Linked DNA regions of Homo sapiens: region 2 is linked to region 1. Evidence: chromatin contacts called from ENCODE Hi-C or POLR2A ChIA-PET data. All regions are on one chromosome and are shown on one strand. The core of a region is the stretch at or near the end of the contact, and the rest is flanking DNA. Distances in the headings are between cores, read along the strand shown.

Evidence for each region. Hi-C counts contacts between places; a loop is a spot of excess contacts on that map. ChIA-PET counts read pairs that join two places held with the same protein, here RNA polymerase II (POLR2A).
Region 2: a loop to region 1 is called in a map of chondrocyte, with 2.1 times the contacts of the local background. The contact joins two enhancer-like sites. A Hi-C loop is called at or near these places in 1 of 168 maps with a recorded cell type or tissue (chondrocyte). POLR2A ChIA-PET finds 5 or more read pairs at or near these places in 1 of 52 experiments (activated T-cell).

What each region holds. Positions count from the first base shown.
Region 1 is chr1:209,881,982-209,886,777 of GRCh38, reverse strand. No RefSeq gene overlaps it. Among named protein-coding and RNA genes, the nearest start is that of SYT14, 54 kb to the left of the region's middle. Within about 2 kb of position 2,362, at least 7 of the 41 ENCODE cell types and tissues checked have a DNase peak (open chromatin) inside an H3K27ac peak, as active enhancers do.
Region 2 is chr1:210,391,743-210,396,418 of GRCh38, reverse strand. The region is part of intron 4 of HHAT (hedgehog acyltransferase); the gene reads right to left. Among named protein-coding and RNA genes, the nearest start is that of HHAT, 65 kb to the right of the region's middle. RefSeq lists an enhancer at 2,420-2,714. Within about 2 kb of position 2,643, at least 8 of the 41 ENCODE cell types and tissues checked have a DNase peak (open chromatin) inside an H3K27ac peak, as active enhancers do.

The sequences.
Region 1 (4,796 bases), core at 1,113-3,612:
CTTCCTTATCTACAACCTGCTGAGTTCAGTTTTGAACATGTTGAATGGGAGGTGCTGGGAGGATTTGCAGGTGTAGATGCGCTCATGGGCGATCACACAAACTCACACACCTGTTTGTTCATTCCTTTGTTTTTTGCGTGTCTGCTCCACTTCATCTCTTTGCACTCTGCATTCTCTCCCTTCCTTCTCCCTCCCCTATTCCCTTCTCTTTTTTCTTCTGATCTATTTTATCTTTTTCCTCTTTTTCTTTTTCCCAACTGAGTTAAAACATGCAGAAGCCTTTTTACACTGAAAAGCTATGAAAATATAAGAGACTGTTATCAATATTCTCTTTTCTCTGTATCAGTGGTTCTCAACTGGGGGCAATTTTGCCTCTCAGGGGACATTTGGCAATGACTGAAGACATTTTTGGTTGTCACAGCTGGAAGGGGATAATACTGGCATCTAGTGGGTAAAGACCAGGAATGCTGCTATCATACAATGCACACAGTAACCACCCCCTCCTCAAGAAAAATAATTATCCAGCCCCAAACGTTGCTCTGTACCTGAGGTCTGGCAGTGACCACTGCAGCACTGCTGAGTTTTACCAGGGGCTCTAGTTTAAGGCAGGGAGGATAGGCTTGTTTAATCAGAAGTCAAACCACTATAGATGGAGGCATTTAAGGAATCTGAAATTTTTGCAATGGGTGGTTTTTCATATGCAAATACAATAACACTTATAAACCACTTACTATGTGCCAGGCATTTTTAAAAAATACTTTACATATACAACACAGTTAATCCTCCCAACCATCCTTTCAGATAGAAACTAACAACTGCGCATAGGAAGTAGGTGGCCAAGCAAGAAAACTAACCCAGAAAGTCTAGCCCTCAAGCCACAGTCTTAAGACACTTCATCCTATTGCCCAATATAGCAACGGTGACACTCCCAAAATGTCACCAGTATGGCCTATGCCTTTCCTGGTTTTTCCACAGAAGCCTGGATAATAAAACTCCATTCATACTTTCTCATTAAGGCTTGCTTTTCTTATGCTACTCTTAATTTTTCAGTGACTAGTTGGGGTACTCTTCTGTGACCATGAAATAGATATTTTTCTCTTTGCAAAACTAATTGACTGGCCTCAGTAGCAAGATAACTGTTTTGTGCCTCAGTTTCCTCATCTGTAGAATGAAAATATTAATGACGTCATGAACTTTTAGGAGGGTTTAAATGAGTTAATACAGTGCTCTTCAACAGAGTTCGTAGACTTGCGCCAGTTGGTGAAGGTTTGTTACTAGTCTACGGGGAGATACGTATAGCAACTAAGAGTAAGGATTTAGAAACTTTTATAGCATTTTGACAATTTGATGTCTCTTACAGCTAATAGTTAAAAAAGGAAAAAATTGAGCTTGAATTTTGCATGTTTTAATTTTTTTTTCACTTTTGTAGTAATTTATTTTTATTGAATTCCACAAAAGCATTTGTCCATGACACATTGGAAATTTAAAAAACAAATACTGGCTCATTATCACAGCACAAGAAGCATTAAGTTAACATACGTAAAACACTTGAAGCAGCTCCTGGCACTTAGTCAGTGCTTAATAAATGTTAGCTAATAACAATAATAGCACTATATTCTAACAAAATGAGCTATCTGTCCCAAAGATGTACGTTCCTGAGATTTATCTTCTATGTCATTCTAAGTTCATCTTCAATTCTATTAAATCTCTTTCCTACAGTGTGAGCCATTAAAAGAAGTGCTACTCTACTCCTTACCCATTAATCATACATTATCAGACACTAAATATTTTAACAGCCAGTGTCTGCCATTGGTCTCAAGGGGAATATAACCAGCATAACACATAGTGATTGTGGTTGTTCTTCTGCCACAGAAGGTGACGTAGTCTTACACAGTGCCCCAGCTGCTAAGGAATCAGTCTCCCTGACTCACCCTCACGTGGGGAGCCTGCTTACTCACCCTAGCCTCACTGCCCTTCTAAGGCTCCTCCCAGGAGGAGGTCCAGAGTCCCTTTCTAAAGAAACTACACTATTTAACAGTCTAGGAATTCTTGGATCACCCAGGTTAGTCCTCAGTTTCCTTTAATCAGGCATTGGAGGCTCATATTGCAAATAAAGCAAATTCCTGGGTAACAGAAATATTAGTATCAAAATGGCTATATTTCTCCTGATATTATTGGCTGCCTATAAGTGTTCACGTAGTGGATCAATGAAAGGGGTGGGAGAAGCAAAAAGAAAAACCCAATTCATGCAAGACAGTCTAGTGCATCTGAGCGGGCTTCTCACCGACTTCCTTGGACTGCATATTTTCCTCCCTCCCTCTGACTCACTCCATGCAACCAATTTTTCTTTCCTCCTTTGAACTAACAACATTAGACTCATATCAGTTTCTCTTCTGAAACCCCAGTGGGTCTACAAGATCATGGGCAGGCACGTCCTGACTCTAGCTAGCTTCATTGTTCCTCCAGATTAATGTTGCCACTATACCCTTTGACTTAAGAATCTCTTGAGAATGTCACAATGTCCTTTAGGATAACCAAAAGCACAAAGGATTGGAATCACAACACAAAGGTCTAATACAGCTTTTTTGAATACTCACTTGTCTCATCAGGCCACTTACTAAACTAAAACTTTCTCTGGAACAGTATTATTTGGGTCCTTTCTCCAATATGTTTTCATCTTGACTGGGAGTTAGAGCTCCTTGGAGAGGGAGAACACAGGGCTCACACATTTTCTCTTTATTGGTGCTCCAAGGGAGGTCCTCTTACCTGCTTAACCATTCACATGATGATAAAATCTCTTTGCCCCAGAGGAACAAGACTGGATTTCTTTTGTTAAAATCTCATTAAAGACTGCTTCAGCCTGTAATAATTTGTTAATAGATGGCAGTGCTATTTGGCTGCGATTGGGTTTTCTTTCATTTCTTCTCAAGCAGGTCTCATAATTGTTGTCTTATCTCCAAGGCATTTTGGTTGTCACTGAAGTGTAACAGATGCTGTAGCCACTGCAAACCACTGGGTGAGCATCCCACATTATCTGTGAGGAAAGAGATGCCTCATTAGTTTCCTTCCTTTCATTTTTTTCCTTTTTAAGCTGCTCTCTAGTCAGCTAAAAAAGCTGGCTCTTTTTCTCAAACCAGGCCAGATTCCCAGATATTTTCCTGCTCAGTGATTTGAGTTAAACCTATCTGCCAAGGACCTCTCTCTCTCTCTCTCTCTGGTTGCATTTTACACAAAACCACTAAAGCAAGCAGTTTAGATTTTTTTTTTTTAAAGTATTTTCTGAGTGTCCATCCACATGGCAACAACTAAAGCATTTTCAGAGGCATGTGACAGGGTCTGTCTGAGGATGGAGAGGTCTGAAACCTCATGAGTCACTCTGGGAATCACATGAAATCATGGAGATAGAAGTGTTTTATAAACTGTAGCCTACAGAGATGGAGGATCACAAAGTGGTTTGGAGTACCCTGGGTTCTGGCTGAATTGTGGAAGACTCCAGTCCAGTGTCCTGAAGCTTCAATAGAGGCAGGAAGTACTTTTACTCAACCCCGTATCCACTAGGCTGTGAATTCCCTTTATAAAATATAAAACAGTGTGGGGGAGGAAGGAATGGGTTGTATGTCTTTGTTTTCCTGCTGCACCTGTCAATCTGCTCCTGCCACCAATCAGAATGCAAGCCTGACTGCTGAATCCCATGGTCATCTCTCCAACAGTTTCGAAGGTAAAATCTCCTTCTGATAATTTGATAGAAAAGAAATGGAATTCTATAAATGCTATTAATAATGATAACATCAATAGCTAACATTTACCAAACACCCTTTGCCAGGCACCATATTAATATTTTTATTTCTCACAACCTTATGAGACAGGTATTATTATTTCCACTTTTAAAATTTGTTGCCAACAATTTCATGTGAATACCAATGCTTCTATTTTTAAAATGAGGAAACTAAGGGTTAATTGATGAGGTAACATTTGAACCTAAGAATTCTGACTCCAGAAGCTGCTTCTTTATTTAAGCACTTTAAATGAGCTATGCTAAGCTGTATTCTATTTATATTAGAAATAGAGGGTCAGCCCACCTTCATTATGCCAAACCACCATAATGGTCCTTAGATTGGGAAGGCAGTTGAATTGTCCTGAGTTTTTGGCCATGTGTTTTACAGTTATTGTTCTACCCCAAATCTAACTTCAGACCTACTTGCCAAGGAGAGTGACTCTCTTGACAAAAGTGACTTAGTGACATTGGGGTCAGTGGGTAGCAGGGAGGTAGGGAGAGTGGTTGACCTGGAGCATGGCAAGGGGGCAGTGGGGCGAGGCAGGTGGACAGCTTCCCCAGAGATAAGGTCAGAGGGTTCAGCAGAGACATTTCGTGGGCTACCTCATAGGACATTCAAAGAAGCTCAGATTATATGCCAAGGGCAAAGAGGAGTCCACTGTCGGGTTTTAATCAGGAGGATAACAATCATATCTGCCTTATGGGAGCCATTCTTTGGTAGGATTACAAAAGAATTATTAGAGACAGGCAAGCCCAGAGGGTGAGCTTACTACCAGAGCAGAGCAAGAGACAAGGAGGCCCTAAATTGGATTAGGGAAAGAGGACTGTGTCTAGAAGAAGGAAGGGGTCAGTAACAGAGGTGTTAAAAAGATATAAGATTTTGTAAGTAGATTTGAGGGTCTGGAGAGGAAGAAGTTGTCTGGGAAGATTTCCAGGTGTAGGGTTTAAGTGATTAGGTGGATGCCTGAAGCCAATATAAATAATTCAGGTGGAAGAGCAGACTGTAGGGGAAGTCGTAATG
Region 2 (4,676 bases), core at 1,394-3,893, 510 kb before region 1:
TGAGCCATTCTGGTAAGTGTGTAATGACATCTCGTTGTGGTTTTAATTTGAATTTATCATGCTCTTTTAAAAGGTATCAAAGCATGAGTGACCTGAAGCTTGAGATGAGCTTGCTGGAGCACAGGATGACAGCCCCACCGGAACTACTCTGACCCTCACTCAATGGTCTTTATTCCAGGTTCTTCCATTTCTAATAGGAGATGAAACAGAAAGCCGGGGAAGAGGGGAAGTGTTTAAAAGGCTGATGAAAAATAAGAAAGTATACTCTATTTTTACAGCAGTGGAGACAAAGCCAGACTGAACGCTATGGCCTTTTTGATGAGACATAGATCTTACTAACCCTGGTTGACTTAAGCAGGCATCCTTCCCCTCTGCTCCCTGAGTCTACACTGAACCACTCTCAAAATGGGGTCTGACTCTACTTGATAGTCTCCTTAATAGGCTAAACTCCTGCCTTGTTTAGATTACAGTAATGTAAGCCCAGAATCTAGCACAGTGCCTAGCATATATCACGTGTTTCATAACTATTGGATGGAAGGATGGAGAGAATAGTTGCATGGATGGATAGCTGGGTAGATGGATATGCTTTCCCAAGTCTTGGGATTTAACCTTGAGATCATGACTAAGAAAAAACAAGAAAATAGCAGTAAAATGTGGACTTTGGAACCCAATAATGTGAAAACCTACTGTCTTCCAAAGTCTCTACTTGTCCTACTTAACCCCTTATAAACAATGGCTGTTTTGCTAATGTAGGTAGAATGGAAGAGACATTTCACATCTCACTGCCTATTACCTGTTTGCTACTCACAGCATCTCTTAACAACTCCACTTCTGTTGGGGGAAATCTCCAATAGTTAACAACTGATGGGGCACAGGTACCAATCCAGGAAAGTGGATACCTGTTATAGAGGCTTCTATCCATCACCCCAGCAGAGTCTCCCGGGAGAATAACCAGTTGAGCTGGCAGAGCTCCAAGGATTGGTGTCAGTGCCCTTAAGAAAAGACTACAGATTTGCCCTCCTTTCTTTTGAAATCCATACTCTTAACCTTCTTCATAAGGAGTCAGGAAAAACTGCCAGACAATGCCCCTTCTCACACCATCTGTTTCTACTTCAGCTCATTCTGTGCCAAGGGTGCCAAGTGATAATAGGGTATGCCTGGTGGGTTCCCTCCTTAGAGTTTACCTCTGTAGGGAGGAGTGAAAGTGTAGAGCCTTGGTCAGAATTCCTGTTGGCAACATTATCAGACGTCCCTGCCTATTAATTCTTTTTGCACATCTGCCAAGAAACCACTCAATGGGAGCATTATTCGGAAAATAATAAAGGGAATCAATCAATCTTATGTATGACACAATTTATTACATACTACATAATCAATAGCAGCTGCTACTGAAATATATATGTATTATATATATACATACATATGTATATATAATCTCCCCAAACAGAAAAATACAACCCACCCATCCCACAGTCTGAACAACTGCATCCCATTTCCTGGGAGCAAAGGCCAGCAGGCCCACGTAAAAGGAATTTCATCCCTCCTTAGACATGCACTGATGGAGGTAGAAGGGGCTGATTCCAGGAAAACCATTAGCACATGAGATTTCTATTCAGTGGATAGATTTGGGACTGTCCTGGAAAAGAACCCTGCTCCCTGCAGCCTTCCAGAGGTTGGTTAACTCATCTCACTCAGCACCATGGGTCAGGCTTCTCAGCCCTTTGCATTACCTGCGCCTGATGAGCTCAGCCTGTCAGTCAATTGCTAATGATGTGGGTTCTCCCGTCAGAGGCACAGTGAGAACCCGGCTCTGTGGTTAGCAACAGCACCCACCCTCAACCCTACACCAGGCCAGTCTTCTCAAAAAGTTCACACGGGGGTATTTTTTGGTTCTGAGGGCAGAGAACACAATGTCTCAGGTGGTAGTGAGGCCACAGTTGGCGTTCATGAAAGGAGGCAACTGTCTGACCCGTGACATCCAATCCAATCATAACAAATGCACAGCCAAAGCTGAAAGCCATGATTCAGCCTTCCCTCCAGGGGCACTGGCTCCTGATGAAGTCTCACCAAAACCCAAAGAGAGAGCCTTATCCAGGGAAAGGGTGTTTAACTGAGCCAAGGAACTCAGTGGAAAGTTTTATTTCTTACCATGGCAAAAAAAAAAAAAAAAAAAAAAAAAAAAAAAAAAAGATAGATCATGCTTTTGAAAATAAAAATAACCTGTCACCTCTCCATGGGAGGAGGTGGAATGAGCCAAGGAAGAGACGAGATTAGATAGTAGATAAAGGAGGAGGCTAGAATCCTTCAGGGCTTAAGGCTACAACAGCAAGAATTGCTAAAGCCTGTCCCTGCATAGTGTTGCCTATAGTTTAGGATGCCTCAGAGAATGGGGAGAAAAAAGGACAACTGCAGCCTAAATCTTCCACTCTGAGTAAGTACCAAAAACAACTACCCGAATTAAGGCCATCTGGAACACTTAGTCCAGGTGGTGAAAGCAGAGAGCTAATGAGGCCAACGCTGTGGTTCATACTTATGTAAGGGCCAAGCAAACTCAGACAAAGAAAGCACTGTGCCCCAGCCACAGGCAGAACCCGGCCCACCAGCTGTCTCACAAATCAAACCCGTGGTCACCCAGAGGATGAGAGAGGCACATACAGAGGGAGATGACTCAGTGCTCACTCTGCCTCATTCCAAGAAAAATGCAAAGGAATACCTCCTACTGATATTGGATAAGATGTGCTCTGCAGAGAAGAAGCCTAGTCCACCTGTCCACCCCTGCCTGGTAACAAGATGCAGAAAGGTGAAATAAGTAAACTCCATTTCCTTCAAGCCACAGCTCAAAAGCCACCTTCTCGGAGGCCTGCTCTGAGACCAGAACGGCAGGTGAGACCTACACCTTCTCCCATAGTAACGTGCCCAGCCAACAACATCAGGTACAGAAGAGTGAGCAGTATTTGCTTTCCTAACTTCCCACTCAACTGTGACTCCCCAAGGGAAGGGGCTGTGTTTCTCAATCCTTTCCCCCAGGACCCAAGACAAGCTTGAAAAGACCATCAGTATGGGAACATTGGTATGGATGCTAGACATGGCCTATGCCCTTGAGGATTTTGGAATCTCAAGACCGTCACCTCCATTCTTGAACACCATAAACTGCTCCCAGGAGCAAATGCCAGCAGATGACAGCAGCAGACACCATCTATTGGGCTGTCCTCATGTGCAAGCATAACTCTGAAAAACATTTGATTATCAGACCCTCTCCACAACTCCACGAAGCCAGCAGTGCCATCCTGCTTGCACAACTGTGGAAGCAGCCTTAGAGATATTCAGGAACTTGTTTAAGGTTACACAGCTTGAGAGTGGCCAATGCAGGGATTGACCCTAGTGCTCTCAACCACACCAAATACTGCCTCCCACGAGAGGAGAAGCAAGAACTCAAAGGTACAAGCAAATAAAATGAAGGGACATCTATATCCTAATATAGCTAGATTTCTGCCAATGTCAGGTGCGAAACAGGAGCTGAACGTGGAGGAGGTTTGGAAAGAGGGAGGGGCATCTAATCAGGAACAGGTTATTAATATCAGTCATGCATTCTCAACAAGGGTTGTATCTCCTATAAACGAGGTGGGGTGGGGCAGATTTTGTAGGCTAGACCTAAGGATAGAATGGAAATTAAAATTAGTAATGACTGGGCATGGTGGCTCACGCCTGTTATCCCAGCACTTTGTAAAGCAGAGGTGGGAGGATCGCTTGAAGCTAGGAGTTTGAGACCAGCAAGACTCTATCTCTATTATTTTTTTAATAATTTAACATTTGTAGAAGATTAGTACTATATTTTATCTAAGTTTTAGGTTACTTGTCAGTTATCAGGGGCTAGAAAACCTTACTCCTTATGCATAAAGCACAGACATACGCACAGTACATGAAGAGATATAAACAGGATATCTGTAGTATTAAAATTTCACAGAGGAGAGATGATCAGGGAAAAAAATTATCTAGAAAGGTGCCCTGGGGACAATACTGAAAAAAATTTAAGAAACACTGATCTACAGGAAGCAAACAAGGAGGAACAAGAACAAGGGTGAGAGGCAAAGGAGACCCATCAGAGGAGGCCATGTGGGTCCTGATGTGTATGGCCCAGAGACGTGGGGAGGACAGATGAAAAACACAGTGTCCCCAGGGCAACTCCCACCTTTCCTTCTGCCCATCATTTCATTCTTCCATGTGTTCAGTTAAAAATATATGAAATATCCGGCCAGGTGCAGTAGCTCATGCCTGTAATCCCAGCACTTTGGGATGCTGAAATGGGAGGATCACTTGAGGCCAAGAGTTTAAGACCAGTCTGGGCAATACAGCAAGATCTCGTCTCTACAAAAAGTTTTTAAAATTAGCCAGGTGTGGTGTCACAGCCTGTAGTCCAAGCTACTCGGGAGCTGAGGCAGGAGGATTGCTTGAACCCAGGAGTTGGAGGTTACAGTGAGCCATGATTACACCACTGCACTCCAGCCTGGGCAACACAATGAGATCCTGTCTGTAAAGGGGGGAAAAAAAAATCACATAGCACTGGTGGCTGTAGGGTAGGCCCCTCTTTGGCTTTACTATATAATGTGTTACTAAGTAGTTATACAAATACATATTCAACACCCTTTCTGTATGAGTTCAGGCAGCTAACACTGATA